Linked DNA regions of Mus musculus: all the other regions are linked to region 1. A link is a loop called in an ENCODE intact Hi-C map of the cell type or tissue named here. Cell type or tissue: left cerebral cortex. All regions are shown on one strand.

The links. Hi-C counts contacts between places; a loop is a spot of excess contacts. Peaks named below come from ENCODE experiments on the same cell type or tissue, not always from the same donor. Only the 100,000 strongest peaks of a DNase experiment are listed, where the experiment ranks them.
Region 2: it touches region 1 in a loop (2.3-fold over the local background); 2 of 42 quality-filtered maps call a loop at or near these places.
Region 3: it touches region 1 in a loop (4-fold over the local background); 4 of 42 quality-filtered maps call a loop at or near these places.
Region 4: it touches region 1 in a loop (5-fold over the local background); 7 of 42 quality-filtered maps call a loop at or near these places.

The regions. Positions count from the first base shown.
Region 1 is chr12:107,999,494-108,007,493 of GRCm38, forward strand. Bcl11b (B cell leukemia/lymphoma 11B) reads right to left here and starts at 3,921. Exons shown (of 4, transcript NM_001079883.1): 1 at 3,593-3,921. The coding sequence starts at 3,650. In left cerebral cortex, CTCF peaks have their summits at 4,683 and 6,971; DNase peaks (open chromatin) are centred at 4,673 and 6,948; H3K4me3 peaks cover 5,547 bases; H3K27ac peaks cover 5,784 bases.
Region 2 is chr12:108,069,151-108,077,150 of GRCm38, forward strand. No RefSeq gene overlaps it. Among named protein-coding and RNA genes, the nearest start is that of Bcl11b, 70 kb to the left of the region's middle. In left cerebral cortex, a CTCF peak has its summit at 4,003; a DNase peak (open chromatin) is centred at 3,964.
Region 3 is chr12:106,298,404-106,306,403 of GRCm38, forward strand. No RefSeq gene overlaps it. Among named protein-coding and RNA genes, the nearest start is that of Gm24986, 81 kb to the left of the region's middle. In left cerebral cortex, no CTCF peak of the experiment used is centred here; DNase peaks (open chromatin) are centred at 4,042, 4,431, 4,625, 5,547 and 1 more place; H3K27ac peaks cover 603 bases.
Region 4 is chr12:108,117,779-108,125,778 of GRCm38, forward strand. Setd3 (SET domain containing 3) reads right to left here. Exons shown (of 13, transcript NM_028262.3): 7 at 1,328-1,386; 8 at 464-578. Among named protein-coding and RNA genes, the nearest start is that of Setd3, 58 kb to the right of the region's middle. In left cerebral cortex, a CTCF peak has its summit at 3,750 (motif pointing left); DNase peaks (open chromatin) are centred at 3,715 and 4,309.

The sequences.
Region 1 (8,000 bases):
GAATAAGAGAAAAAAAATCTCCTCTGAAAATATGGGGGCTGTTAAAGTGTGCTCGTGGTTGTCTTCACTGGGGTGCGAATTACAAATGAATAAAATTAACCTGGCATGACACCTTTGAAGAACATGTTTTTATTCTCCCGTGGAATCCGAGCTGCTGACATACCACACTTCAAACGACACGGGGTTCCCTTCTGTGCAAAGGGCAGACAAACTTCACTGCCCCTACCCGACTATGAAAAAGAGAAAGAGAAGAAGAAAAAGAGAAAGAAAAAGAAAAAGAGAAAGAAAGAAAGAAAGAGGGCCCATGTCCTATAAATTTATCAGAGACGCAGTTTAGTACGATAAGTGGACCATTATAGGTATACTGTATCCTGAGGTTCAGACAATTGTCAACGTAGCCGCCTTTAAAACATACAACAACCACAAAACCCAACCTGAAGAGGCATTGAATGGCTACAACCAGCCTCACTCTGCGGCAAATCTTGGGTCTCTGGCTGCTGTGCAGGATCACGAGTGCATACAGAAAATTGCTATTCTTCCTCGGGAACCTGTTGGTGGGTTATTGAAAAGTTGGCTTCATTAAGGGCCTGTATAATTGGCCACTCCATTTTACCTCCACGTTTCCCTCAGAAAAACCTTTGAGCTTTTCCACGGACCTCAGACTGCATTTCCTTCTGCCTGACCCTGCCTGGCATGGCTGGTACAGGCCCTTCCTTCTGCCTGGCCAGCGGCTGCCTCCTGCGTTACCTCCCTAGCACCGTTCCCCAGGCTGATCTGTGTTTGTTTTTCCTAATGTCTGTGTCTGCCCTCCTGTTTGAAAAGCCGCATCCATCTGGGTCAAACATTTTGAAACAAACCAGAAGCCCAGATCTTCTTTTCCAGCTGTCTCCCACCCCCTTAGCTACCTCAGTCCTCTTCCTACCCATCCTGCCTGAAACCGTAGCATGCTATGAAGCCCTTCTCCTACCCTGGGAAACATACACCAAGATCAGGGATGCCATTTCTGGGCTTTTTCTGGTTTCCTAGGCCATCAGTGATTCTAAGTTGCATCATCTCCAAAGAGCCTTTAGCTGCTGCCCCACAGGCCCAAGGCTGCCACCCAAGTGAAAACGATCTGCCATGTTTTAGATGGTTTCCTTCAGATCTGAAATCTCACATGGGAGTGACTGCCTGTAGGGGCTGAGATAACACCTGCTCTGCTGGCCAGTCCTTTTGCAACCAGGCCTCCTGTATCCCCTGCTTCATAGCTAGTCACATTCCCCAGGCCACACTGTATCTCCTGCATCCCTGTCTTATCCCTTCTAGGCTGTTTTTCTGAACACCATACGGACCACTCTCCTTGCTTACCCCCCTGAAACAATGCCCAGGCTCCCAGGGTCCCCAGGGTCCCCAGAAGGCAGGTAGACTTGCTCAGCAGCCTGGCCTCCACTGCCTCTTTTCTCCCCAGCACTTCTCTGCCTTCTCTGCCTCTCCTGCAGGTCAGCTGGCTTTTCCCAGATGCTCTGAGAAAGGGTGAGACAGAGAACCAATGCATGGAAGGATGTCACACGAAGCACCCCTGAACCCCCCCCCCCCAGACCCAGCTGCCACCAGTCCCTCTGCTCAGGGCTTGTTCAGGATGTCCCAGGGATGCCCAGAGAGGGACAGCAAATCTATCTGCTTTTCCCCTAATACGGCAAATGCTCCAGAGTTGGGGGCTACCAGTTTCTCCCCCTTCCCACCGACTCTCTCCCCTCCTCAAATACAATTCTGGTAATTATACAGGGGATGGGGGTGGCGGCCAACTGCCTCCCGGACAAATTAGGGTCTGGAAGTGTGGAGGTTTTTAACAACCACTTCACCTAAAGGTAGGGAGGGACTGTAAAATAACCCGTGGCTGCGGCGTACTAAAGCAAGAAAATAAAAGTCAAGTGGTCAAAAGGACCTTGATGAGACCAGGCTCAAATCTGGTTGCAAAACATTTTGTTTTAAATGCAACCAGCAAGTCTCCTTTGACATTACAACACTGAAAAAAAATAAATAAGACTCCCCTTCTCTCCTCCCCTTAAGAGACATCCCTTTCCTAAGAACCTCACTTTAATATATATGCCCCACAAGATAATAACAACAACAACGACAATAATAATAATAATAATAAACGCACAAATTCTTACTAAGGTGTCTGCGGTAACAAAGGAGAGAGGGAACAGCAATAGCTTCGAGCAGATGGCTCCTGTGCTGGGTTGGAGGGGAGGGGAGAGCCCCTTTATATATTTATTTATTTATTTAAATTCTTTAAAATATAACATAAATATTCGGCTCTCGACTGCAGGGCAGCCAGTCCTCAGCGGCGGCCGTCATTCACAGGCTTCTCCAGCTCCAGAGCCGGGAGCCCGGCCCCAACGCAGCGAGGTGAGCGAAGGATTGCAAGATTACAACCTGCCTGAGGTCTCGATGGCACCCAGAGGAAATTTTATTTCTATTGCAATAAAAAATTTAATAAATAAAAAGCAACCGCGACCAAAAAAAAAAAAAAAACCCGCGGGGGAGAGACTCGCGCAGGCTGCGGCCGGGGCTTCCCAGAGCTCTGCAAGCCGACCTCGCCGGTGGCAGCGCGGGTACCCGGCTGGCTCTGGGAGAACTGTGTACCTGCGCGGCTCGCGCTGGCGTTTTCTTTTCTAAATGAACCCAGCTGGGGCGGTGGAAGCTGCTGAGAGTCTGCCCTGCTGCCTGACTTTGCAAGCCCCTCCACTTGCTTGAAATCCGGCGGATTTGCACCGCGACCTGCCTTGTTTATTTAGATGGGAAGATGAAAGATACAGAGATAGAAAGATGGATAAGAGGATGATAGGTATTTTCTCCCCTTCCTTTTTCTTTCTCTTCATTTTTACTGTTATAAGAGCATCCCTTTTTTTTCCCCACTCATGACTTTTTTGTTAACTCGTGGCGGGGATTTTTTTTTCACCAACCCAAAACCTCCCCCCCACACCTTTTTTTTTTTTTTGAGTTGGGGGGGGAAAGAAGACAAGACCGTCCCAGGAGACGGAGGTGGGGAAATGAGGAGGGGGTGCTCCAGCACAGCAAACAGCTGCGCAGCTGGATTCTTTTGCAAATAGCGAGAGGAGGGGAGGGGACGGCGGCTTCGGAATCCTAGCAGCGGCGCGGTCGGCGCCCAGCCTGGCGGGGCGCAGCGACCGGGAACCCGAAGCCCGCGGCCATCCCTTTCCCCTGCGGGTCCCTGGGTCCAGGGCGCTCTCGGGGCTCCGTCCGCCCGCTCCTCCGAGCGCGGACCCACGCGCTCGCCAACTTTTCCCGGCTCCCCCTCCCCCTCCACTCCTCGGCCCCCTCCCCCTCCTCTCCAAACCCCGCCACCAGCGCCGCCGCCGCCACACACGCCGCTTGGAGGGCCGAGCGTCCGGCCGGGCTCGGCGCGCACAGCCGCCTGCAAGCCCGCGCGCCCCCTCCCCGGCCCGGAGCCCGCGGCGGCTGCCCCCGGCTGCAGAGAAACTTTCCCAGAACCCCACGCTCGGCCGCTGCTCCCGGGTTGGTGTCCCCAGCCCCGGGCGCCCGGAGCCCCAGCCGCCGGCCCTTCGCGCGTGCGGCAGACACTTACGCGTGATGAGTTCCCTCTGGGACAAGTGCTGCGGGTTGCCCTGTTTGCGGCGGGACATTGCCCCGGCATCTATTCTGGCATCGCCCGGAAAGCTGCACAGATGCGGGCCGGGGAGGGGGTCTGAGCCGCCGCCGCCGCCGCGCCTCCTCCTCCGCCCGGGTTGGTGCCTCTGCCCTTCCTCTCTTCCTCTTCCTCCTCCTCTTCTTCTTCTTCGTCTTTATTTTGCTCTTTCTTCTGGGCTGTGTTTTTGTTTTTGTTTTTGCAAAAAGAAAGAAGAAAAAGCCAGGAAGATGGCTTGCTCTAAAATAGAGAAAAGGCTAAAATAAATTATAAAACTGCTGTTGCTCGCCGCTGGCTGGCCGGTTTCTTTAAAAATATATTCTTTTGGAGGAAAAATATCTCTCACACTTCTTCAAAGTGCTTGGCCTCTTAGACTTGTAAATGTCTTCTTGAAGTTACGCCGGGTTTTGCACCGGCCTCTGACACTTTTCTTTCGGGGTCTGGTAGGTGGAACGCGCACTTCCACCCAAGGGGAGGGGGGAGGAAAAAATGCAAACAAATTTCAAAAAAGCCAAAAAAAAAAAAAAGGCAAAGAAAACTTGGGGACTTGTCTCGTACCCCCTCACCCCGCCCCCTCAAAAACCCAAAAGCAATGAAAAGCTGCCTTGGTTCGGCTCTTTCTGGGTTTTCTGCGCGCTGCCTGCTTTTTTTCTTTCTCGGAGGCTGACCCCTCCGAGGCTCTGGGGGACTCCGGGAGCGGCTCCTTCCCGGGTCACCTGGCAGGCTGGCGCCGGCCGGAGGGGCTGCGGGTCCCCGCGTGCGCTCCCCAGCGCTGCCCGGCGCCGCGGGCCCAGGGGGAGCGGGGCTGCGGGGCGGCTCGCCCAGTGCGCCCGGGTCGGTGCGGGCGTGGACGGGAGCTATAGATTGCAACGTGAAGATGGCGGAGTCCGGGTTCTCCGGGAGCTCTCGGTCTCTCTGTGGCTGGGGCTGCCTCTGTACAATGGGATAAAATTCAAGTTCAAGTGCGGACGTGACGTTTAATCTGCTCTAGAGACAAAAAGACCCAGAGAGTCGGAGCACTGGGGGCGACTAGCGGTGGCTTTTTAACATTGTACCCTGTAAGAGAACAAGAAAGCACACACCGAGACACGCGCGCGCGCACTCACACACACTCGCCAGTGCGCACACCCGCAACCCAGGCCGGCCGGCCACACGTGCAAACTACTGTTTTTGTAAGCTGGTCTTATCACCGAGCACCGGTAGCGCAAAAGAGGGTGGGGGGGGATAAATAAAATAAAATCTTGTCCCCACTCACTCTTCCTCCCCCGGGAGCCGGACTCCCTGAGAAAGGGGGCGGAGTGCTGTGTGAGTAACTGAGGTACACTGAGTCCAAGCAAGTCCAAACCCACCCACTCGAGAAAGAGGGCTGGAAACCACGGGCTGGGGGAGACTGAGGCGACAGATAAAATTGTTTTCCTTCACTCTCTAGAAAAGTAGTTACAGTTGGTTTTACTTATTTGGAGAGGGGAGCATTTTGTAGAAACTTCCAAAAAAGTGTCTCCATATAAACCGTTGGGGGTTGGTCGTCTCAAACAACAAAATTAATGATACTGAGGGGCACAGTGGGGGGGGGCACATTTTGTTTGAATCCCATTCCAGAAGGGTTCTTCGCCCTTCTGGGCCCCATTAACTCCTAGGGGTCAAGCACTGCCCCGCCCCCACACCCTAGTCTCCTTGGGAAGCACGCGCTAGAGGGACGGGTTGGGGGGCACTCCACGTGGGAGAAGTCTGGGACTCACAGACCCAGAAGTGGGCGTGGTCAGCGCTGGGAAAGGAGGGTGCCTCGTAGCGGCGACCCCCCCCCCAATTCCCTCCGTGAAATCTCTGCAACCTGGAAGTCGTCCCCCTCCTCCATCGCCCGGGATCGGACTTGAAATTGCTTGTCCGACCAGGAAGGACAGAGCCGCCTTTTCAACCGTTTGATCTCCAGCCGGCCAGGACAAGGGGAGTTGTGGGGGCCTGCCCGTGGCCCGGGGACAAGGCCAGGCTGCAGTCCCGAATGCACCGCCCCCTCCCGGCGCTCTCCTCCTGGAGACCAGCTGGGTCTACTGGATAACCTGGCCTCCCGCGCTGGGCGCGCCAGTAGGCTGGACCCCTCTCCCTTCCCCGGCGGCCAGGGCGGGTCGGGGCCTGGCTGGGGCTGAGTTTTGTGGTGAGCCTGGCTGCACCACCCTCACTCCGCCCCAGGCCCGGCGCCCCGGCTTCAGCCCAGGGATTGGCGAGGCTGCAAGGCCTCCAGGCGAGCCGCCTCTCCCGGGGCCTGCTCCTCAGGGGGCACCTGGGCTTTTTGTTCATCCTGAAAGCCATGGGTGGGGCCATGGCACCAAGGAAGAGGCGTAGTGCTAGGAGCAAGGAAAGAAGGATCTCTCTTCCCTTCCCACTTCACCCAAAACAATCACTGTACGATGTGCCCCGGCTTGCAGTTTCCAGCGCTTATGGACTGCAGGGTCTACCGACCGAGGCGAGGCTGAGATGATGCTGGTTGGGGGAGGGCTTGCACCTCCTTCCGCAGGCCGCGTGTAGCCGCCCACTACCACACACACATGGGCACCCCTCCACGTGGTCCAAAGTCTGGAAGCGTCTCCTCTCAACCCATCCCGTCTCACTGGAAAAAAGAATTCTAGGAAAGTGGCCGAAGTAGGAAAATAATATAACCCACACCCACCCTTTAATAAACTTCCCAAGAAATCCATAAACTGCCCTTATCCGCACACCCCCGCATCAATTTGAAAGATCAACTAGCCTTCTGTCTCTTAGACTCGCAGATGGGAAGGAAGGCCAGAGAAGGATACGACTTTGCCCAAAAACACACAGCACATCAGGGGCAAGTCTGGACTTAAGACGCTGCGCCCTGCCCAAGGCAGCCTGCCACCATGGGCGCGAAATTCAAACACGGCCCTCACCTTCTGGGGGAGATGGCTACGAGTACGGGGGAGCGAGCCAGGGGCCCGGGTCGAGGGAGGAGGAAGAGGGGCTCTTTCGGAAAACAGGGAGCTTAGGGGTCCAGGAGTCAGCTGCCTGCTAGAGCACGGGGGGACCGGGGACAGGGCAGCGGGAAGCAGCGGCCGCAGTCCGGACTGACCCCAGCAGGTCCTCCCCGGACCACGCGCTACCCCGACGGTGGGAAGGCGCGCGCGCTGAAGGCTGGTGCAGGGCCCGAGCTGTCGCTGTCGCCGCCGCGCGCTCCACCTCGCGGCCGCCAGCAAGAGGCCGCCCTGCCCTGCCTGTGCCTCCTCCTCTCCCAAGAGGCGCCCGGGCGCAGGCAGCAAGCGATCCCAGCTGCCACTCCAGTCTCCTCCTTTTCCCTCTGCCCGTCTGGCACGGCTTCATTTGCGCTGAAAGCTGTTAATGTCTGGTCTCACAGCTCCCCCTTTAGTCTTGCGGCGCTCCGTGTCTCCGGTTCCCAACCAGATCAATAGCTGCCTCTCTGCCGACCTTGACCTCTTGCTCGACCCGCCTGACTTAGGCCTCGGGCTCCAGGGTATCAGCTCTGGCTCTCTCTGCGCTCTGTCATACTGGGCTGGAAATCAGTAGCGTTTGCTCAGGACCTTGGGTCAGGCAGGTATATCCAAAAAAATCCTTACACAGATCTACCCACCTACGACGAAGCATTGTTTAGAATAAAGTTCATTCACACACACACACACACACACACACACACACAGAGGGGTGGGGGTGTGCAGGTGGCTACCCAAAAGAGTGAAGGTTCAAACGTGGGCCTGAAGCCCTTGCATAGAACCTTAGCATCATTTCTCCTGTACCTGCGTTTGGCCTACTGTGTGCTCTACTCTTGACACAGACCATAATCAGATAAAAATAAATGAGAGAGAATAAATATGAATGTCACAATGCTTTGCTCTTTCTTGCCCAGCTTCACACTGCTTTCTCAGAGTGAATCTCCACAGCCTGCGTCCCTTTAAGGATAGGGGAGTCGTCCTTCACAGAGGAATTGTTCAAAAATTAAAATTAAAATTCTCTTCACCGAATCAAAGTGCTTTTTTTTTTTTAAACTTGCCTGGGGTCCTAACTCCCTGCGTGTGCTCCGTATGACAGGCACAAGTGAGGGCAGACTGGGCAGAGCCTTGGTCAAGCTTTTTGCTTAAAATTCCTTGAAGAATTTTCAATCCTTTAGGCACAGACTGGGACCAGTGGAAGAGTCTGTAATGTTGTCTTTGCCTTCTGAGCTGTTATATTTTATCTTATGTCTTTACGAAAATCTGGATCGATCTAGATAAGCGCGGGGAGGGGGGCGGGGGGGGGGGGGGATGGGAAGTCCTGGAGTCCTTGCAGGAAAAAACAGACATTCCGTTTGTTTTTGTTATCTTCTCCCAAGGATCCTCCCTCTGAA
Region 2 (8,000 bases), 70 kb after region 1:
TTCTTCTTCTTCTTCTTCTTCTTCTTCTTCTTCTTCTTCTTCTTCTTCTTCTTCTTCCTCTTCCTCTTCCTCTTCCTCTTCCTCTTCCTCTTCCTCTTCCTCTTCCTCTTCCTCTTCCTCCTCCTCCTCCTCCTCCTCCTCCTCCTCCTCCTCCTCCTCCTCCTCCTCCTCTTCTTCTTCTTCTTCTTCTTCTTCTTCTTCCTCCTCTGTTTTTTTTTTCAGAGCCCAGAGGCACTCCGAAGGATCCACACACAGTGTGTCCATAAGAATGTATATTTAGGAAGTGAACAAACCAGGGTCTGATTCTGTCTGCTTAGATGAAGGAACCTTTGGGACTCCCTTACCCCACCTGTTCAGCAGGGCTCAGGTGCTCACCCACAATGGCATGGTGAGACCAAACAAAGGAAAGGATCAGGGGTTACAATCTGAACAGTACTTCATTTCCTCCCAGGTGCCAAGTCTCTCCACCCTTAAATCTGCCCACCCACCAGCTCTCCTTTCCGCTGGACAGAGGACCTGGGGGGTGGGGTGGGCTGAGACAAGGGCCACGTGCTCTGCCTCAGTCCAAAAGCCCTGCTCACGTGACCATCGACAGTGGATTGATGAAATTAAGCGCAGATGGTTACTTTGTTGTTGTTCTTTGAACTGACAGCTGCTGGTATAAAAATAAATTAAATTAAATTTCACATAAGTCAGACTTTTTTTTGTATTTTTTTTTCCAAAATGATCTAAGTTTCTCTGTGTTGTTGTCGTTACATTGTTTTCTTTCTTTTTAACATACGGAGGCAGAGAAAACTCCAGGGCACTAGAAACATGAAGGAGAGGCTCATCCCTCCTTCACACAGCCGCCTTCCTGACGTTCTGAGTTCTGAAAGGCCGTGCAGTGCTGTCTTTGGGGTTAGGGCCAGGAGGCCACAGAGGCCTGGTGTGAACCTGGAGTGGGTCACCCGCGTGAACTTGGGAAAGTGAGCTAGCTTCTCTCTGCTTCATTTCTCTGGTCTGTACAGGAACGGAGTTAAGAATAATGTCTCCTCAGGGTGAGAGATGGAGAATCCTGGCTGGCTCCGTGTTCCCTATCTCCTAGCCTGTTGTCAGTAGCCAGGTAACTGTAAGTGAATTCGGCATCTTTGCATGTGGAAGTGCCACCATGGGGTGCATGGAAAGACACCTCTGGTACTTATCTATTATCCAGAAGACTCTCAGAACCCACTCCCTGAAACCAGTCCTTGCCATCCACACTGTCCCCCCAACCTCACCTCAGCATCTCTGGACAGGAACCCCGTACAACATTTGCACGTTAGAGGATCCTGTAACTGAAGCCCTGACTCATCCTCTGTACCCAGAAAGTCCTTTCCGTAGTCAGGCCTGGAGCCACCTGCTCTAGGGCACACTGCCTCTAGCCTCTGGTGATTGAGTCACAGGGAGCATCTCTAGCATGTGGCCGGGCAAAGCTGCTCAGAAGCCGCACATGCCCTGTTTGTTGCCAATTGAAGAAAGTGGAGTGCTCTAAAGAAACATTGTTGCCAGCCAAGGAGGAACTGCAGGCAGGGGTAGGAGAAACGCCCAAGGCACCTTCCGTTATTTCCACAGTCCAGCTGTGCTCTGACTGTTTTTCCCTTCTACCCACAGCAGCCCCACTCAGTGCTGAGCCACACCACTTCTGACCGTGCAGGGTGACAATATCAACTGCACACGTGTCAGCACATCAGCACGCTGAGAGCAGAGGATGACACACACCCTAGATTGCCTGCGACAGGTGACAGGAGTTGACAGGGAGGACAGGGTGTCTGTGGATGAACAGAGTGGGGCAGAGCTCCGTACAGATGTTGGATGGAGGAGAAAGGTGAAGAAAATGATCATGTGTGTGGAGGGGGGTGGGGACAGCAAGGGGAAAGACCCTGGAGGCAGCAAATCAGACTGCGGAAGCCCAAGGGTCACCCGAGGACTAAAGGCTCAGCTGCAAGCAGGGCAGCCAGAACACTCCCACATGTGGTCTTCCTCCCGTGGTCCTGGTATACACTCTTAATCAACCCGCATGGCAGGTCCAGCCTTAAAATCATTCCTGAGGAGGAGTTCTTAGTCCTCCTGCCCAGCATCAGTCCCTCTATCCCAGGGAGCTGAAGTCCTGCGTAGGTTACAGCAGGGACATCCTGGCTTTTGGAAAGGAGTCCTGGGAAGTGGCCGGGAGAGCAGACAGACAGGAAGCTACGGCAAGGAGCCAAAGGAGACCTAGAAATGGAGAGGCCGAGGTGGGGGAGGGGAGCACGCAGAAGAGAAAATTTGACACTTGAGACGGAAAGGGGAATGGATGCTGAGTGTGTCAGCCGACCTGTGGATGCCTCCCAGCCAGATGGAGCCTCCCATATCTCTCAGGAGCATACTCCCACACCCTTTCTCATCTAGTTAGGCTCAGCACAGCCCCAAGGAGGGTAACATTGCTCACAGCGGGTCCTGAGGTTGAGAGGGAAAGAGGGTTTTCTTAACCAATCTTCCCGAGACCCTGAGACGGAGCAGAACACTCCTCTGAACTTGGACAGAGGCCTTGCCGTTACTGAGCCTCATGGTGGCTTTGCATGTTTAGGGTTCAATCAAAACACTTTAGACCGGTGGCCTGCCACCAACAGGCACTGACCTCACTCCGTGGCAAAGCTAGAAGCCCAAGACCCAAGACCTGTAAAGTCAGAGCCCAGGAAGGACAGGCTCTGCCTTCATTCTGTGGTCTATCCTGGGACACCCAGCCATCCTAACCTCTGTATATAGAAATCTGTCTTTACTAAGACAGAGCCTATAATTATATCTTTCTAGCATTTCTTTGATTTCATGGTTTACTTTTTAGTACTATAAGATAAAATAGCATTAATAAGCGAATTTAATAGTAAGGAAAAGAAAGAAAGTTGCATGGAGCTTCCACAAGAGTCTTTTTTTTTTTTAAGATTTATTTATTTTTATATGTAAGTACACTGTAGCTGTCTTCAGACACTCCAGAAGAGGGCGTCAGATCTTGTTACAGATGGTTGTGAGCCACCATGTGGTTGCTGGGATTTGAACTCTGGACCTTTGGAAGAACAGTCGGGTGCTCTTACCCACTGAGCCATCTCACCAGCCCTCCACAAGAGTCTTAATCCACAAATTTGGGCTCTGCTCTCAGGATGGGCCATGTACCAAAAGCACACATGTACATATACCACGTACACACAGAGACACACACACATGTATGCACACATACATCGCACACACACACCACATACACACAGAGACACACACATGTATGCACACATACATCACACATACTTACCACATACACACAGAGACACACATATATGCACGTACACATATCACATACATACATACTACACACACACTGCATATACCACATACACATGCATACACACGTACCACATACACACAGAGACACACATGTAAGCACACACACATCACATACACACACACATGCATGCACATTATACATATGCACATACCACACATACACACATGCTACACACACACACCACATACACACAGAGACACACAAATGTATGCATGTACACATATCACACATACATACATACACATGCATGCACATTATACATATATACATACTGCACATACACGAATAGTACACATACACTGCACATACACAACATACCACATAACACAGGGACACACACATATATGCACACACACACATGCATACACATTACATATAAACACACACCTTACATACACTGATACTACACACACACACACACACACACATACATCTCATCATCATCATCATCACCTGAGAAGAGAGGCCACTGCATGGGGGACATGGGCATTCAAGCTAAGGCAACATCCATAAAACGAATTACATGGACAGGAGCCATGGCTTTCCAGTTTATTTCAGAAGCAGCTGAACCTCACTGCAAGTCTGCTACACCCACTATGTATGTGGAAGTGACAGTCCGCCCTGCTTCTGTGAGAGAATCAGAACTCCCTATCCTGAGGGGGCAGAGCTGAGTCTGGCCCTCCTCCCCCATCCAGGCGACAGGAGGGTGAATACTCGTGGCTACTGCTGTCAGCCTGGCAGGCTCTAGAATCAACCAGAAGGAAAACTCTGGGCTTGTCAGGTCTGTGGGGAACTTTCTAGATGGGATTACCTGAGCGGGGAAGTCCACCCTCAGGGCAGGAGTTATCATTTCATGGGCTGGGCTTCTGAACCGCATAAGAAGAAAATCCTACAGGGTGTGGTGGAGCACACCTCTCATCCCAGAAGTTAAGAGGCAGAAGCAGGTAGATCCTTATGAGTCTGAGGCCAGCCTGGTCTACATCGAGAGTTCCAGGCCGGCGGTGGACTCATATCTCCAAATCCATATGTAGTAAAGCGAGCTCGCTGAGTGGTCCCTGTCTCCCTGCTTGCTGGTAGCTGTGTTGTCAGCGGCATCAGGCTGTGAGCAGAAGAAACCCTCCTTCCTCGGGTTGCTTCTCCACAGGTTCTTCCTCACAGCAGCCCTCAGAGTGGGCAAACAGGTAAATCCGGACTGCTGAGTCTGACAAGGCCAGCAGTGCTACCTCGGCTTCCAGGGATGGAGGGTCTGTGGATGGTGACCAGAGTGGAACTGACTTGCGGAGACACAGGCCTAGGTCCAGAGCCAGAGAAAGTCCACTGTCGGCCAAACTTGGCCTAGAGAAGAAGAGTGCAGGCTCCCCTCTCACCTTGGGCACTTGAAACTATCCAGGGGACCCAGGAAAGCACCCTGGACCAGAAGTCAGAAAAAATATGACTGTTGGTTCTCCTCTGTCCATGTGACCGACCATGCAGTGACACTTCCTATAGCACGCCCTGGCACATCTGGCACACCTGGTCAAAAGCATCTCACACCAGGAGAGCCAAAACAGAAGCTACCGGCCACCACTGCCCACAGAACTCGTGAGATTGTAACTAGTACACAGGAAGGACTGGGGAAAGCCAAGATCCACATTTTATTTCACTTAAATTAGCTTTCATTTAAATAAGTGCATGTGGCTGGTGGCACAGCTTCAGACGGCAAGCTCCAATTTTCTAACTATAAGCCAGGTGTCCTGACCTCTCGGGGAGTCGAGGATAAAGTGATAGTGATCATTGGAACATCATGAAATGAAAAGTAGTCAAGAAACCCCCCCAGACTCCGGAGAACCGTCCTGTGTTCACTTCTTGTATCCTGTCAGGTCCCTGGGGTGCTGGGCTCTGGCCTCAACTTTCAGGCAGAGCAGGCCTCACGTTCATGGAGCCTACTAAAGACACGGTCACATCAGGAAATGACAGTCACCATGAGCCCAGCAAAGGAAACAGACAGCCAGTAAAGTGAGAGGCAGTGGTACCCTGGGTGGAGTTGGTGGCATGAGCTTTTTCTTGCCCGTGGACTAACGCTAACCCAGAGCTTCCTAGATGTAGTGCTTCTAGAAGCCAACTTTGGGGCCTCTGCTACTGACCAGTGGAGGTGACCTTGATACACAACGCAGAAGACAAGCCATGACTTGGCAGACTTCTGCCTCCTGGAGCCTTTCCCAAACAGAGCTGTCTATCCAGCGATGCTCTGAAGTTGTCTGTGAAGAATTATAGACACCCCACCAACTCAGAGCACCACGGCCTCCTGAGCAAGCCTAGAATCTTGATGACGTCAATTCGGACAAGTAGAATTTCAATGGTTCCACGCCTTGATGAAAGGAACCACAGGGTGTCAGTGCCTGCTGAGAGAGGGACCCATTTCCTCCAGGGCTCAGTTCCCGAGACGGTTGTCCAATCCTAAGTGATCAGCTTTGGACACACAACATATAGGCAAAGCTAAATAAACTCAGTAGCCTCTGTGTGTGTGTGTGTGTGTGTGTGTGTGTGTGTATAACAATAATAAAGAAAAGATCATGAATTTACGAGAAGATCCATAGAGATGGGGGGCTAATATATGAAATTTTCCCCCTCCCCCCACCAAAAAAAAAAAAACCAAACTTTTTCTTAATTTTGTTTTTTTTTGGGGGGGTGCTTTGTTTTTGTTGTTGTTGTTTTTTGTTTGGTTTTGTTGTTTGTTTGTTTGTTTGGTTGGTTGGTTGGTCTTGAGACAGGGTTTTTCTGTGTAGCCCTGGCTGACCAGAACTCTGTAGACCTGGCTGGCCTTGAACTCAGAGATCTGCCTGGCTCTGCCTCCCAAGTGCTGGGATTAAAAGTGTGCAGGTCCACTGCCCAGCAAAACGTTCTATAATAATAATAATAATAATAATAATAATAATAATAATAACAACAACAATAATAATAACAGAATAGGTACTGTCTGTAACTATAATTCTTTAGAGGCAGAAGTCTAGGTCACAGAGCGAGACGCTGGAAGGAAGGGAAAGGAAGGACCAGAGGAGGGGAAGGAAGAGGGGAGGGTAGAGGAGAGGAGGCAAACGTGGGGTTCCACACCTGTGGCTCCAGCAAGCCAACACCTGGAGGTCTAAGTTAGGAAGCTCAGGAGTTCAAGGTCGTCCTCTGCTTCACAGTAAGGTCAAGATCAGCTTAGGCTACATAAAATCTTCGCCCCACCCCCCAAGCCCCACCACAAAAACCAGTAGGGGTCAGGCTGGAGGAAGGGAAAGGTGTAAGATCCCAGCCTTCTCTCTGTGGTTGATGTCTGCCTGGTCTAAGGTGTTCTTGTTTGCTTTCTGGTGCTGTGATAAGACGCTAGGACCAAAAGCAACTTGGAGAGGAAAGGGTTTATTTCATCATAAAGCTTCAAGCCCATCATGGAGGGAAGTCAGGGTGGGAACTCAAGGCAGGAGCTGAGGCAGAGACCATGGAAGAACACTGCTGACTGACTGGCTTGCTCCCCGTGACTTCCTCAACCTTATTTCTTATAGACCTCAGGGCCATCTGTCCAGGGGTGGCACCGCCCACGGTGGACTGGTCCCTCCCACAGCAATCGGAAATCAGGAAAATGCTCTACAGATACGTCTGCATGCCAATCCAGTGGGGGCATTTTTCTCATTGTGAGTCCCTCTTCCCAGATAACTCCAGGTTATGTCAAGTTGACAAAACTCCTGACCATTGCAGAAGACAAACTAGAACCCTCCTTCTCGTGATGCAGGTTTTCCAGGTCAGCTAAAAAGACATTAAAGCTACTGAACGCTCTTGGTCAGTGGTATCTGTGGCTTTCTGCAGTCCTAAGCTATCTGTATGCGAAGGCTAAGGTCCTCTTGTAGCCAGACATGAGGCTAAGCTTGACCCCTGCGCTGTAGTCTCCATTGCTGAAAGGGAGACATGGAGGTGTGTGGCCTTCTGTGGCAGGGCAGAGCCTGAGGACCTGGGGGGTGGAACACAGCCATCAGTGGGCAGAGACAGCAGCACAACCACTCTGTCACTCAGCTTTCGGCTTGCCAGGCTGGGGCACTCGGGACCCTTCAACTTAATGTCACATCAAAATTTCCTGTCCTCACTGTCTCGTGGGACCTACAGACCATGAGAGGATCCTGTGTCTACAGTCCCAGACATCAGGCTGTGGGCACCGCCAGTTTGTACGCCCTCCAACAGGAGATGAGATGTAGGCCACGGGGACTGAGGGATTCTGCCAGCGATCACTGGTATATTAGGATACTTGCTGTTGCTATTACCACAGTACTATAGGCTGGGTAGGAAGAAAAGGGGTTCATTTTGATTCGTAGTTGTGGTCCAACCATGGGGGACCGCTGATGGGGGATGCTTGCGAAGGCAGCAGAGAGCATCCTGGGTGAGAAGTGTAGCATGCTCATATGTCTCTTTGGGTTTCTCCTGTTTTTTCTTGTTTTGTTTGAACCTGTAGTCCAGGCTGATCTTGAACTTGTGGCAATCCTCCTGCCTCCACCTCCCAAATGCTGGGATTACTGGTATGAGTAGCCAAGAATGACTTCTCTCCCTCTTCTTGTAAAGCTTCAGATCTGCTGGGCAGTGGAGGCGCACATCCTTAATCCCAGCGCTTGGGAGGCAGAGGCAGGAGGATCGCTGTGAGTTCAAGGCAAGGCAGCCAGGGCTA
Region 3 (8,000 bases), 1.7 Mb before region 1:
TAATAGACCAGAGCTCCAGTCCTGACTTTAAGTCACCAGCATTGACCAGGAATGGAGGAAGGAGACACACCAGCATCCTAAGTGTGACTCTGAATGTCCGAGGTCCTTTCTCCCTGGGTTTTCTGCACCAGGCGCTTTCATCTAGGACCCTTCTCTCAGATGCTTCAATCCTTTCTCTCTCAAAGGTCCCTGCTGCTCCACCTATCTATTCTTGTTCTATTTTACAGATAATAGTTAGTAGCATCTTAACAATATATGTAATTATATACTCACACACACACAGAAAGACCTGTGCATAACAATGGGTTTTCCTGTGGCACTGAGAGACTGCAGCCCAGTGCTTTACTGAAGCTGGGAAGTACTCTAAGATACTCCCATAGTCTTCTTAATATTGTGTACATATGTGTGTTTGTGTGTCTGTCTGTCCATCTGTCTGTCTGTGTGTGTCTGAGGTGCCAGAAGAGGCTGTTGAAGTTCCGAGAGTTGTAGGCATATTTCTCCAGTCCCCTCTTTATTTATTTTTATTTTGAGACAGAGGCTTGCCAAGTTGCTAAGGGTTGTCTTGAACTCACACTGCAGCCTCGGCAGTCCTCCTACCTCAGCCTTCCAAGCTGCTTAGACTTCACCTGTGGCTGTTTTCCTGCCGTCACCTGTGGCTGTTTTCCTGCTACAAGGACAGAGACTGGCTCAGAGGGAAACACTAGCATCCTTTCCGAAGCTTGCACTGTGTCTTCTGTCAATTGGAAGTGGGGTGTCTCCTGCTAGTCAAAAGTTTCTGTCTTTTCCTGTCACCCTGAGCGTGACCCTTAAGGAAGCATCTGGTGTGTTTTGAAAGTTGTACCTTGGGCTTTCTAAGTTTCTGGGCTAATGTCCGCTTATCAGTGAGTGCATATCATGTGTGTGCTTTTGTGATTGGGTTACCTCACTCAGGATGATGCCCTCCAGATACATCCATTTGCATAAGAATTTCATAAATTCAGTCTTTTTAATAGCTGAGTAGTACTCCATTGTGTAAATGTACCACATTTTCTGTATCCATTCCTCTGTTTTGAGGGACATCTGGGTTCTTTCCAGCTTCTGGCTATTATAAATAAGGCTGCTATGAACATGAAACTCAAGAAGAAGGAAGACCAAAGTGTGGATACTTTGTTCCTTCTTAGAATGGGGAACAAAATACCCATGGAAGGAGTTACAGAGATGAAGTTCTGAGCTGAGATGGAAGGAAGGACCATCCAGAGACTGCCCCACCCTGGGATCCATCCCATAAACAGCCACTAAATCCAGACACTATTGCATATGCCAGCAAGGTTTTGCTGACAGGACCCTGATATAGCTATCTCTTGTGAGGCTATGCCAGTGCCTGACAAATACAGAAGTGGATGCTCACAGTCATCCATTGGATGGAACACAGGGCCCCCAATGGAGGAGCTAGAGAAAGTACCCAAGGAGCTAAAGGGGTCTGCAACCCTATAGGTGGAACAACAATATGAACTAACCAGTACCTCCAGAGCTCATGTCTCTAGCTGCATATGTAGCAGAGGATGGCCTAGTCAGCCATCAATGGGAGGAGAGGCCCTTGGTCTTTCGAAGATCATATGCCCCAGTACAGGTGAATGCCAGGGCCAGAAAGTGGGAGTGGGTGGGTTTGGGATCAGGGCAGTGGGAGAGTATAGGGGACTTTCGGGATAGCATTTGAAATGTGAATGAAGAAAATGTCTAATAAACAACAAAAGGAAGCATCTGATGTTGGTTTCCAAAAGCTCATTTCCAAGTGAGCAACTGAGGCTGAGAGCAAGAATCTTACCTACGGATAGTGAGAGGCCTCTGGCCCCACTCTGGAGCCAAGCGAGGGTGGATGTCAGAAATGCGTTCGTCTCTTTGCAAGGAGGGTGGGGCAAACAGACATTTGCTAGTCAAAGGAATTTTAATTTCAAGGAATAATATATGTATTAGATTTTTGATTTCATTTCGTTTGTTTTGGGTCTTTTGAGACGGTTTTATTAAACAGCACAGGCTAGCCTCCAACTCTTAAGCCCACACCTTCATCCTAACCCTAGCCCTAGCCCTACCTCTTCCTCAGCCTAAGTCCTGGTGTTACAGGCGCTTGCCACCACACCTGCTTTAATTAATTAATTAGCTAATTAATTAATTAACTAATTAAGTCTATTGTAAGTTTCTACACACACACACACACACACACATACACACACACACATACTTATTTATTCTTATTTTATGTGTGTGGTTTTGACTTGCATGTTTGTAATATGCACCATGTGCTGGCCTGGATCCAGCCGAGGCCAGAGGAGGGTATCCACTGGAGTTACAGATGCTGACGAGCTATCAAGGGAGTTTCTGCGAACTGTTACTGGCTTCTCTGTCAGAGCTGAAGTGCTCTTCCTTAACCTCAGTTGGACCATCTCTCCGGCCTCTTATTTTTCAGTTTTATTGGTGGACTTTGGAAGGAACATTCAGCTTCTTTCCCACCACAGCATTCATGTAAGATGAACACGGATGTGAGTCACCCACTGGTCTGCTGACTGGGGTATATGAGTGGCGTGCTAGCTTTCCAGTGGTGCTCAACCTTCTGACATTGTCATAAGACGTTTTCATCTATAAACGTGTTAGGTGGCATTTATAGCTATTCTGGGATGTGTGTGCCTGGCCAGTGAATTGCATGTCAGACCACAGCTTTGGTGATGAGCAGCAGTTGGCTTCAGCTTGCCTGCTTCTTCCCAGTGTAGAGCTGGGCCTTATAATGGAAACCAGAGCTCTTCTGCCAGAGCCCTGGTTCCTCTTGTGGCTCCCTAGCCCCACACCTGTGCTTGCTTTGTCCTGTGTAGCAAGGGCTGACCCAGTGCTCCGACCTGGCCGTGAGGCCATAGCATAGGTCTTGAAAGCACTGGTTGCTAGGTTAGGTAGCAGGTGAGTCTGCTATCAAGCTTGCTCCCCTGGGACCAGGCTGGGTTACAAGGGACAGAGAGACAGAGATACAGAGAGTGTGCTCGAGCAAGCATGTGCATGTATGAGCATGTGTGTGTCTGTGTGTGCCTGTGCATGTGCTTGTGTGTGTGAATGTGTGTATGTGTTCATGTGTCTGTGTGTCTTCTGTGTGTGTATATGTCTCTGTGTATGCATGTGTATGTGCATGTGTCTCTGTGTGTGCATGTGTCTCTGTGTATGTTCATGTGTCTCTGTGTGTGTGCATGTGTGTATGTGTTTATGTGTACCCTTTTTTTTTTCAGCCACCAGCTATGGAGACTTTGTTAGCGGCCACATACCCCCTCACTGTATTTGATTTCTTTCTGGAATCAGCATCGGTCAGCAGTGGCGCCTCTAGCACCGGCTAGTTAGTACTCAGTGTTGTGAAAGGAGCATATACCATGCAGGCATCCTACACCCAGGGCACTCAGGATCTGGATATCCTTGTGGCTCTATCATCTTAACCAGACAGGTAGCTACTGGCCACCAGCTTTCCTTCTAAGACAGTGCCTGAGGGACCAACTCAATTTTCTCCTCATGTGAAGATTGTGGATTCTGTGGTTTGAGAGATCTTCATGGCATGCAGACCTTCTTAACTGCCCATCTTTGAGATAGGAAGGAAGAAGGCCTCCGAGCACGGCCTTGGACCTCCCGGACTCAATGCTCTTAAGCTACATCTCGGTTCATAAGGAGCCACCACAAGGCCCAATATTGCCACAGATAATTTGGTTTCTGAAAGTCAAAAAATGAACCAGATGGCTTTCAAAGAAAACAGGACACATATCAGATTCCAATTATATTAAAATGATGACCCAATTTAGGAAAACACAAAGTGTCATAAAAAATGTTTAAATAAACAAAATCTGCATATTTATGAAACGATAATATTCGCTGGGCTCCTCACTCCGGGTAACGAGTTTCTAAACTAGACCGATGGCATTCCAAGCTTCCTGTGGAATCCGGGCTTGGAGAAGCCTGCCGTACTGTTTGGAATTGCAGACTATCTCAAGAAAGAAAGAAAGATTTCTTTTTCCATTCTCGTATGTGTGTCTCGAGCCAATTTAGGAACATGAAAGGTCAGCTCTTTATGAATTCCATATAGATCCACTTCTAATGCGCCCGGATGGGAGCCACCCGCCCTGCCTCGTTGGCTGAACATCCTGACACCTCTCTTCCGAGGCAGTCGCTGTCACCCCCCCCCCCCAACCTCCACCGCCACTGCAGACCCAGCGCTGGGCTGGGTTGGCAGGGAGAGTCTCAGATTTATCTATTTATTTTTCCAGATAAATTAAAAACTCAGGGGGCACTTAAAATAAATTAGCAACTGCTCCTGACAGTGTCTTGCTTGTGGAGTGTCACATTTGCCGTTTTTGGCAAGGACTAACTCGCCTGCCTTCTTTCCCACCGAGCACAAACTGCTAACGGAACACTGTGCTCCTGTGAGCGGGGCGTGTTGCTGGAGATGCTACTCATACAGGGGCACTGTGAGCCAGGAGGTGTGACCCCAGAGCTCTCAGGGTCGTACCTTCTCGGGGACAGCCAGGTGGCACTTCAGGAGCCTGGGGGAAGGGTCAGTTTTGTTCTCAGTTGTTCTCATTTCAGGGATTCTGAAATGGTTTCTGAAAGGAGCTTCCTGTCACCCAGCCCAGAGAGTGTGGCTGTCATTTCATAAATGCTGTAGTTCTAGAGAGTTCTCTTCAGAGAGGATGTTGGATATAACACCTGCTTCTCTGCAATGTACATGTTTATTTAACGAGTGAATATATACTGAGTCTCTTAGGTTCCCAGCATGTAAGACACAGCCCAGCTGTCAACAAAGATGCACAGGCCTGGTTTTCCCGGACGGTGTTTCTGAGATGCACACCCACCTGCAGTGTGCTGGCATGTCACCTGTCCCTGCAGGGCATCCAGGGACATGGGACCAGCATCCCAGAACCCAAATGGCAGGTGAAATAGTGCCTGTATAGAGTTGGTTCTCCATAGATTGACAAAGGAGGGACACCCAGTATGCTAGTCTGTAGGTCACACATACTAGCTCCAGCACCTGTCTGCTGCATTAGAGGGCTGCCTTGTTCCTGGGAGCTATGAGGCAGCCTCGCTCTGTTCTCACTTAAAGAGCTGCCTCAGACAAAGGTGAATGCTCCTTCCTTCCTTCCTTCCTTCCTTCCTTCCTTCCTTCCTTCCTTCCTTCCCCGTTCTGTCCCTCTATCCTCCCTTATTTCCTTCCTCCCTCCCTCCTTTCCCCCTCCTTCCTTTCTTTTTTCCTTCCTTCTTTCTCCCCTTCCTTCCTTCCTTCCTTCCTTCCTTCCTTCCTTCCTTCCTTCCTTCCTTCCTTCCTTCTTCCCTCTCTCCCTCCCTTCCCGTCTGTCTTTTTGTCTCCTCAGTAAGGAACAGAGCCCTTAGTTAAACTGAATCTGGATAACATTACTCTTTCTCCCAGTAACCTTTCCCACATTTACTGTATTCGAGCAGAGACTCCGACAGACAGACAGAAGTGTAAGAATCGGCAGCTTTCCCCTGCTGTGCTGGGTGGCAGAACATTCTGTCCCGGGAGAGTAGCTTTCACTAAAAGGGACTTAAAGAAATTAATATATTTACTGTCAGAAAAGTCCTACATCATTGGGACTACACCAAGTCCCACCTGACTGCATGTAAATAATTAAAACTCAGGGCTTCTGAGTTTTGGGCAATTTTTGAACATCTAATTTTATCACCACACGGCTCCCCCTAGAAGACTGTTTTTAAAAATGCTTATTCCTCGAGCGAAGCTTTTTCTTTTTTTCTATCTTTTACTTTTTAAATTCTTTTTTTTTTTTTTTTTTTTTTTTTTTTTTTTTTTTTTTTTGAGTCATGGCAGGGTTAGCGGGAGGCAGAATTGTCTCCTTGCCAGAGTTTAAGTGCAGCGTTTTTTCATTAGAATTTAACAAATGTTCATCTTGAAATAGACGGACAACGGGTCAAACCGCCCCGGCTTCTCCCCGTTAACCCGAATGCATTAGAGCAGTGACTTCTCATTTTCAGATCAATGTTGTCTCTTATTCTTGGACTTAATTTACTATAAGATTAATACGGCCGTCTCTCCATTTATTTCTGTCTCTTTCTCTCTCTGGCTTTAATAAAATTAGAATTAATTTAATATAATACAATCTCCAGATTTTGTGTGTGTGTGAGTGTGTGTGTGTGTGTGTGTGTGTGTGTGTGTGTGTGTGACATAGAAATGCCAAATTCAACAATGTGCTTTGATTTTTTTTTTTTGCCAATGGTAAACTATTGTGCAAAAAAAAATTATATAAATACAAGAGAACATCTGGTCTTTTGAACTGTAGTCACTGCTGAATTTAAACATCGCACCCGTTTGACAAAATTAAAGGATTTTATTCTTTGTTTTTCCTGGGCTTTAAATAGTGAGCTACAAATAGAAAGTGGAGTTATCATTTCTAGCTCACTTGGAATGTTATGCGGGGAAGGCATTCTGCGTTCCCTACGATTTCAGAAGCCAGCCAGGGGTTTAGGAAATGTGGATGTACAGCGAGACTTTTAAGACAATGACCCAAATTAAATTAAACGCATTGCTCCCAGTTTTCAAAAACAAAATAAAGCAAAACAAAAAACCCCCACAACAATTTCTGAATGACACTATGCATGGTGGTGGGGGGCAATTTTGATATCTTTTAGAGTAAAGTAATTAGAATTATTACTGCCACTTTTATAACAAACTCTCGTGACTCTTCCCGTCTGTCCGGGCTCTCTTTCATGATGGAGACATCATACAATCCGTAATTGTTCTATGAAGGAAAAGAGAGTTAATCTTTTTGCATTTGAAGTAAGCCTTTATCACGAGCCCAACAAAGCCAGACAGATCAAAAAAGAGCCCGAGAGAGCATTTAAGGAAATTAGTGCAAATGTCAGTAAAAGGTAAAAATTAATGCACGTATTATTGAAATATGGTTGAAACCTGCCTTCTTTTCATTTCTTTGATATTTCGAAGGCATAAAACACTCAATTAACTTTCCATTGTGTTTGGGGGAGGAAAAGGGGAGGATGGTCGGGGAAGCGCTTGGGTGTGGGTGGTGTGTGTGTGGGGGGGGTGAGGGCTGGTTAGCAAGCTGGAGACATGTGGTCCATGCCACCCAGAGACACAGGCCCTCAAGGACCCCTGATTTGGGGTTGCTGGTAGACTTTGGGTTTTCCTGCCTCTTTATTTGGGAGCATTATACCTTAGCATGCGCAGAACAGAGACATTTTTGAGAAGCACAGACAGTGGACTGCTAGGGCCTGTCCTGAGGCTTGGGAGACAACTCACTCTCTGGGCCCCCAGGCTCATGCTGACCTTTCCTAATGAACTTTTGCTAGGTGGGCGAAGGGCGATTTAAGGCAAGAAGCAATTTGAGGCAGGACACACAGATGATGGTTAATATATGTGAGTAACCCACTTACCAAATGCTGAGTGACCTCTAAGGAGTAGCTTAACCTCTCTGGGCTAATATTTGTCCCTTAGTGTGTTCTAGGGATATGGCTACCAGCTTGTTAAATGGCTAAGAAACAGGGAAATGTTTCATCCCGAAGGCTTGTAGCAGACACTCAACAAATATTAAATTTCTCATCTGACACCACCCCTTCATCAGTTTTTATGCATAGAAGACAAATCAATTAAATTATCTATCCGGTGGCAATAAAGGAAAGGACCTGCCTTCCTTGCACGTTTTTTTTTTTTTTTTTTTTTTCCCCACTGAGCTCCTATCAGACCCTCGTCTGCTTCATCTCCTTTCGGGGCCAGGCATCTTATTTTGCTTTGAACATTTTGCAAGCTTATTGAGTTAAATTGATAAGGCTACTCTCGGAACATCAAAACTCCTTAGCAGAACAATCATTATTTGACAATCGAGATTCAAGAATTTTTTCCTTTTTCTTTTTTCTTTTTAAATTGTATAATGAAATCAATCTTGCTAAATTGCATGCATGTCAAATTGCGATCAACTTGCTGGGTAAACGTTTGGGCAAGAGAGGGCCGACTGTCT
Region 4 (8,000 bases), 120 kb after region 1:
CCTGCCATACACAGGCTCCAGAGCAAAGCAGGTAAACCATAGTGGCCGAGGAACAGAGCAGGGCAAGGGGCGAAAGGAGTCAGCAGAGAACAGAAAGAAAGAGCCATAGAGAGAGACAGAAAGATGAAAGGTTTTCTTCAATAAATTCCTACTTGTAAGAGAATAAAAAGCAAAGTGGCCCATTGAGCCTGTGGTCCAGTGAGACAAGAAATGACTGTGAGAGCTGGGGCTGGGGCTCAGACCATACAAACGCAGTCGCCGCAGTCTCTCACAGTGCTCTAAGATTGGAGTTTTCAGTCTTCAGTATGAAGAGACACCCAGCTTCTATTAGAGGCAGGCAGGGAAGAGCAAGGGTTGCTTCTGCTTGTCCTGGAGAGAGCTGGCAGGGGAATAAGGAGCCAAGGAGAATATGCACTCAGAAGCTCAGCAGCCCCCAGCCTCAACCCCAGGAAGAGATCTTTACCAGGCCATTGGTATGATTGCACATGTCCCATAAAGGAATCAGAGCCAAGGTCACCCGGGAACCATCCTCTGTAGGAATTTGGTTTTGCCGTGTCATAACTGATGAGACGGCCCACCTGTTACAAAAAAATAAAATAAAATAAAATAAACAAATTAAGAGTAAATTTGTGGAAAAGCCACCCCCACAAGAACACACTCAATTAGGAAATTGAGGTTGTGAGTGGCTGCCAGTTTTCAGGCTTTTTTGTACCATTTAGAACTAAAGGCAGAATTGAGAGGAGGAGGGGGCAGAATGGCAGGAAAGGAAGCCTGCACACAGCCCACCGAGTATGCAAAGGAACTAGGAGAAGCAGGGGTCTCAACCTACGTGGTGATGAAACTGCTCTCTCCAAAGCCAGCTCCCCCTCACCCAAACGCTGACTTCAGCGGTAGGCAGGGCTCTGAGCCTCACTGACCGACCAGTGGGTGCTGCTTCTCCTCTCTAACAGACCCCTCCACGGTGTGGACGAGGCATGGAACACGGCACTTTTATTACATAGCACAGTCCGTTAGCTCTATGTTCCAAAGAATCCCTGCTTCACACTAATGTTAATCTACTTAAAAGAGAAAAAGTCCTTTAGCAACACTTAACACTAATGTTAAGCCCAAACGCCCCTTGGCTACCTCAGGCAAGCTACTGGCATTACAGGTTCACAGCGGTTTCTTGGCAGCTGTCAAAACGCCAGTGCTTATCGAAGCCGCTCACCCTGGCTTTTGAGACCGCCCTATTTCAACACTGTAAGTGGTCGCAGCAGGCCACTTGCTGCCGAGCTGCCCTCACTTCCAGATCCTCAGAAACCACCCGCAACACAGCGCCCTCACAAACCTGTAGTCCTCGTAAGTGAAAGACTCCTTCAAGGGCAGTTTGTTGGCATGAGGATGGGTCTGGGAATCAACGGTTTTAGGAAGCAGAGGTGGGGGGGAAAAAAGGGAGAAAACAGAAATCAGTCAACAGAATTTCATTATTTAGCTGCTAACAGATCCTAACAAGAGCCAAATGAAGCAGGAGGCGTCCAGCCGCGCAACTGAGGGATCAGTGTGCTATTGTGCCCTCATACATCACTGTCAACTTAATTTGTTGTGCCCAGCGGCCGCCATAAATCTGCTCCTTCACACTTCCATCCGGAACCCACAGACACCACACAAGACAGTGTAAGGTGGACTGCTGCACAAAGGCAGGCACACCCTCTGCTACGAGTACGAGCTCTGAGGGAACATGGAGCCTGCAAAGCCAATAGGGAGGCTTGCCTCTCCCGGGGTCTCATGCTCTGCTAGATTTTATTCTCTTTGTATGTCACAAGAAGCAACACTTACAAACCCTCTAGTACGTTGGAAATACTCTCACATTCTCTAATAACACTTGATGACAATCGACTTAGGTGCAAATGAATTATTTACACAGTAAATGTGGATCAAACACAGGAAATCAAGCAAAGTCAAGTCTTGTGAGAGAATGAAGTAAATTATACAAGTAAGATAAAGATAACACAGACAATCATTAAATTACTTTTTTCTCTAAACAAAAGAACATTTGATAAAATATCCAAAACTTTACACATGGAAGAAAATTTTATAGCTTCACATTCCCTTTTTATAATGCCCTACCCCTTAGACCTGTAAGCACTTAAAACTCTGTCTCAATTAAGGAATTAAAGCTGTAACAGTGTGATTTTAACCTTAAGTTTCAGTTACAGTCTGAGACAGATTGCAGTTAAGTGATCAGATTAACAAACGGTTGTTTCTGAGCTGGAGACCAGATCTGCGGAAGCTGATCGTGTGCCTGCTAGTGTGGCTCCACGCAGCAGTTTTAACTCCAGGTACGGCACGGCAAGTGCACTGCAATTCATCACCGCTCCCTGTACTGTGCTGGCTGGTACTGTGCGCAGGGCAGTAGGGAATGAGGCAGAAGTGGCTCAAACCGTAAATCACTCAGAAAAACAAAAGCTTGTCCTTGGTGCATAATCTTAGACAAATTATATATTACAAAAGGGGCTAACTGGGTGTTAGCTCCCAGGTGCCTGCTTCTCCTCTCTTTATAGCCTCATTTTAAGCCTTTGGAAGAAAAGTCAAAATGTAAAACTGTATTTACATAATCTTTAAGATGCATGTTGGGCCAGGTGTATCTGTACATACCTGTAAACACCAGCACTTGAAAGGCTAAGATGGGAGGATCAGAAATGTGAGACCTGCCTGTGCTACCTAGCTAGTACCTGCCTCAACATAAATAAATCACAATGCGATAAAATGAATATTGTACTAGCAATGTGCAATTAAATAAGAGACTTTAAGGGGACGTACAGAACATGACAGGGCACTTCCAGTCTGGTTCAGGAAATGGTATGCTAGGGGAGGTCAGCCCCGCCCCACCGGCCTGCCCTGGAGCCTGTGCTCTGAGGATTCGAGGTATGCCTTCCTCTTACTTATCACATTTAGCCAAGACAGAGTCCAGATTTCCCTTTAAACATACTAATCACCATAAGGCCCTTTCCTCTTCTCAAAACTAACCTGGTAAGAAGAGACAAACTGCAAAATAGTAAGGAGAACGGATTCTATTGACCAATTTTCCTTTCATTTGTAATAAAGTGAAATCTCATTTTATCTTATGATTGAAAACTTTGCACACCCAAATTCTCTTTCCAAAGTCTAAAAGATGCAAAAATTTTATTTTTAAAAAATGTTTTAATTCTCTTAAACTATGGAATTTACTATGGCCTTTTGAAAGTTGGTAAATACCTATGTGAAATCTCAGAAATAATAAAATTTTAACACCCTCCCCACAAAAGGCTGATATTAAATAAGGGAAAAAATTGACAGTTTTCAGTTTTGAAAAGCACTTAAACATTCTTCCAACAGTTGAGTTTCTTTATCTTGGATTCCTCAAGAACATGTATGGCCACTCCAGGACTAAGAAGATGGAAGGCTAAACCAATGTGCACCTTCTAATAGTTTGCATATATCCTGCATGACCTAACAGTTCTGATAAAATCATTAAAAATAAAAACCTCAGTAAAAAAGATGTGTAAGTATATTTTCTGTGTGGTTATATAACATTTTCAGAAACAATTAGAAATAGCTGTTCTCAAAAAACCAGGGTGTGCCTAGTACACATGATCCTGTATGAAAGCCAGTCTGCACTGACACATGAACCTAACAGTCGGAAGCACAATGTGGCACTGAGGCACAGCCAGTGCCTTCCTCCTCAGCAGGCTCTCTCTACTGTGACGCCAGCACCATCTATTGGCAGCATCAAAGAGTGCATGCAGTCCCTACCAGCAACATTCAGCTTCATTTGAATAAAATCAGGTTTCTAAAAAAAATCAAACAAACAAACAAAAAACCAAAAACAAAACCAATGCCAGTACCTTTCATCTGAATATAGTATTCTTGAAGGATTTAGAGGTATTTGAATATCAAAAATAATTCATCTATAATTTTTCTTTAATGTTTAATACTTAATGTTGGAAATAAATGGCTTCCCTTATTTAAAAAAAAATGAACAAAACTAAGACAAATGTAGATTGCAAACAATTTTCATTTAATACCTGAACAGAAATAAAAAAAAAAACTTTCACTGTTGACTAAAATTAATTTGAAGTGAGCTGAAAGCTTATCAAATGTCCTCACGTGATGAAAATATTTCACTCCTAGTACAGGGCAAAGATACTCTGCTCCCTTCTGGAAATAAGTCTGACCTGCTTCCCCACGGCTTTCCCTGGATTTTAAAGATTTCTGCAGTTGAACCATGAACCTCATTCTTGGTGGCCAATTGATTTTAGTGTCATAGTTTCCCAGACAACGGTTTGCATGTGGGACCAGTTTAGAGAATCCTCAGACAGACCCAAGAAACAGGCCTCCAACGGGAGCCGGCAGGGGCTGACTCACTAGCTGCTCCACCCAAAATCCTAACAAACAGCGTCCGAAACTAGACACAGGCTTCCTTCCAATCATAAACAACACATGATTATTTCTTGAGCATAATAAATAGTTGATGTGGAAATAAACAACAGCACAGCTTTTATCAGACGGGGAGCATGCAAGGCTGAGTTTCTAAAGCCAGGGCTGGTGATGCACACCTGTAATCCCAGTTACTCAAGCAATGGCCAAACTGGGCTACATAAAACTCTACCTCAAAAATAAGTGAAAATTAAAATAATTCTAGACTCTCTCTGCAAAGTCGGGCGACCCTCTCAAAGCTCTCCTTTTTCCGTCCAAAGGAGGAGCCCTCAATAAGGAGGAACAGCAATATTGTACCTGTACAAAATAATCACTATGTCTGGGAAAGATTAATATCTAAAATTGTTTGTTTGGCTTCAATAAAAAGAAGCAATATTGCTAAATATGTAAGTATGACATTTTGAAGAATTTACCATATTGCATGGGTCTGGTAGTGATGCTTAAGGAAATTAAAAACCACTACAGTCAGCATAGTTGATCCTTATTAAAGTGCTGTCACGAACTACCACTCACATAAAACAAAAATAAACCAAGAAGAAATTTAAATAAAATCTATGGATTATAAGTGTTTGAAGATGGAAAAATGAATGATATTCTGGCTTTTAAAATTGATTTAGCATGCAGCTTCTCTTTATAGTCCCTTGATAAAAATGAAATCTCCCTAACAAACACTTAATAAAAGCTGTCAATATCTCTGAGAAGAAAAATGACACAAATGCATTAAGTATTAAATACCCTTGGAAAAAGTCACATATTCCATGAATTTTTGATGTACTATCTTGACATTAATGTAAAACCTTGATATTTATAATTGACAGATATTTAATAAAGTATAAAAGAAGATGGCTGCTATGCAGCATGCAAATTCCTCAGGCTGAGAGAGGAGCGATCCAGGGTGCACTTACATTAAATAAACAGTTACTGTGTATCACACAAGTCAGTGGCAGTCGTATTTTAAGCTCTTACAACAAACCTCTGTGAAGAACCAAACAAGTACACTCCATTATTATGTGGATCCCTAACCCGGAATCGTTTAGTGTGCAAAGCAGCTTCGAAACGTTAATAGTTGTGCACAGGAACAAAATGTGTTTGAATCAAGGGTGGGTTTGCGTTTAGCACCAGGAAATAAGCAGTTGTAAACATTTAAAAATGCTACTTGCATGAATATGCTCAGGTATTTCCTAAAACAATTCTCAAATGAAACAAATGTAACCTATCTAAAGGCTGAAGAACACTGATGTTCTATCTTCTGATAGATCATCATTTGATGTAAAAACGAAAAAAGAAAGATACCAACACATAAAGGGCCCAGAGCACGAGTCTTCCCAAAACCCATCATCCCTTTGTGCTGGGGTCTCTTATGCCTGGACTGCTTTGCTTCAGGAGGCCAACCTGAATACAGCAGTCACTTCACAGAGCCACTCCATATGCTAAAAGGGAAGTTGATCAGTCCATAAAAATGACTCCTAAAAATTGTATGTTAAAGAATTTACAACTGTTGTAATGCATAATCAATTAATTCTCAAAATACAAATGCAGTCCAGCACTGCTCTTTCAACAGTTACAGGAATGCATTTCATAAGTTGTACCTAAGTTTGTTCTGATGAAAAGCCATAATACTGTGTAATTAAACTGACGATTAAAATACATTTATCTTACATGCCTTAAACATAAATTAAAAGGAACATGGGTTCATCTGCCAAGACAGACACACCTAAGTCCAAAGATGACCCCATTTCTCTTACTGCTACCAGGATGAAACCAGACACAGACCTTCATATCTGATATTGGACGCAGTCACATATGTTTCATAACTGGGATGCTTTGCAGGGCTTCTGAGAGAACATCATTTGATGTACATTGATAAGTACTTCAGCAAGTCAGACAAGAGAACAGAGACGCGGCAGACAGCCCCGTCAGCTGTCACCCAGGTCTGGATGGAGCCCTTCTCCCTTTGAGACGATACCAGAGGAGGAAAGGAGGTTTCCCTGGAAGGAGGCAGAATGAAGGGGAGATGCAAGATGGGAACTAAAAGGACGCTCCATGACCAAGGCAAGCCAGAAACAGCACACATCACAGCACGAACCTAGGAGTCAATGAACCCTCTTCTCCTATTGTATTTCCTAGTGGACACAGAACAGTTTAACAAGGACAAATCATAAAGCAGCCATTGAATCTACAACTTAGTTCTGATGCCCATAAATCAGAATCAAAGCATGGTTCATATATTCAGCTCTTGAAGGAAAAATCAATTTTTAAGACTTTTATTTTTAAACACAGATTACATTCAATTCTTTGGGGAATTTTTTCATCATAAAGTTCTTCAAACTCACTCAATATGATCAAATAAAAATTTAACTACATCGATACACATCTAATCAAGAGTTCCTGCTTTTTGCTCACATGAGCGCATGTACACACACATACACACACAAACATGTGTGCATGTAGGGGAGAGTAGATTTTTATCCTAGCAAATATATATCACCTTAAAACAAAATATGAAATTAGAATAACAATATTGATCATTACATTTAAAAATACTTTTTAGATGACTGAATCTATAGTCTACCTGCAATTTAAATTTAACTGCAGTTTGCTAAAATATTACCAAAAAACCATCTCTACAGTGTACTTATTAGTTACCATGTGTATACACTGAAGGAAAATCAACCATACATCAAACTGTGCCTAAGCCAGCCACATATGAGCTATCAATCACTTATTTACTCAAATATTTACTGATTTAGAAAGAAAAAAAAACTAAAAATAAGTTAACAGTAGACAATTAAAAGTTATACATCAGAGTGAAAAATTTTAAAAAACAACAACTGATCCATCAACAAGTCTTGCATACCTGTGAAGGCACATGAAGATCCAAAATTAACATCCAGCAGAGCCAGAGGAAAGACAGACAAGAAAAGAAGCTGGTATGGCGAGGCCACAGTCCCAGCCCCTCTAGGTGGTCCATCCTCTGCAACCTCCCAAGTCGCTGGAGCTGCCAGTCTAAGGCATTTCCTTTCCCTGCTAGTAAGCTACGGAGGCAGATACACGGTTTTAGCCACCAGCAGTGAGTGTTTCCATTGCCTTTAGAGCCTCAAAGACATCTTTCCCTCCAAGACAGAGGAAAGCCTTCATCCCAAGTGAGGACAGCTGTGACAAGGGCACCTGAAAAACACCTTACCTGCACAGGCCTGCACAGCAGGTAAGAACATGGGAAGCAAACCCTTTACAAACACCACCTCAAGGGCCCAGAGAAGCGCTTCCAGGGAACACAGACAGATACACACAGAGACACACAGAATTGTTTCTGCCATCTAGGTGGCAAAGAACCATGCCAAACTTTTTTCTACTGTCTCTGAACATCTCTCCATCTTAAGAATCCAGCAAGCAATATATATCAAAAGATGGCCTAGTCGGCCATCACTGGAAAGAGAGGCCCATAGGACTTGCAAACTTTATATGCCCCAGTACAGGGGAATACCAGGGCCAAAAAGGGGGAGTGGGTGGGCAGGGGAGTGGGGGTGGGTGGATATGGGGGACTT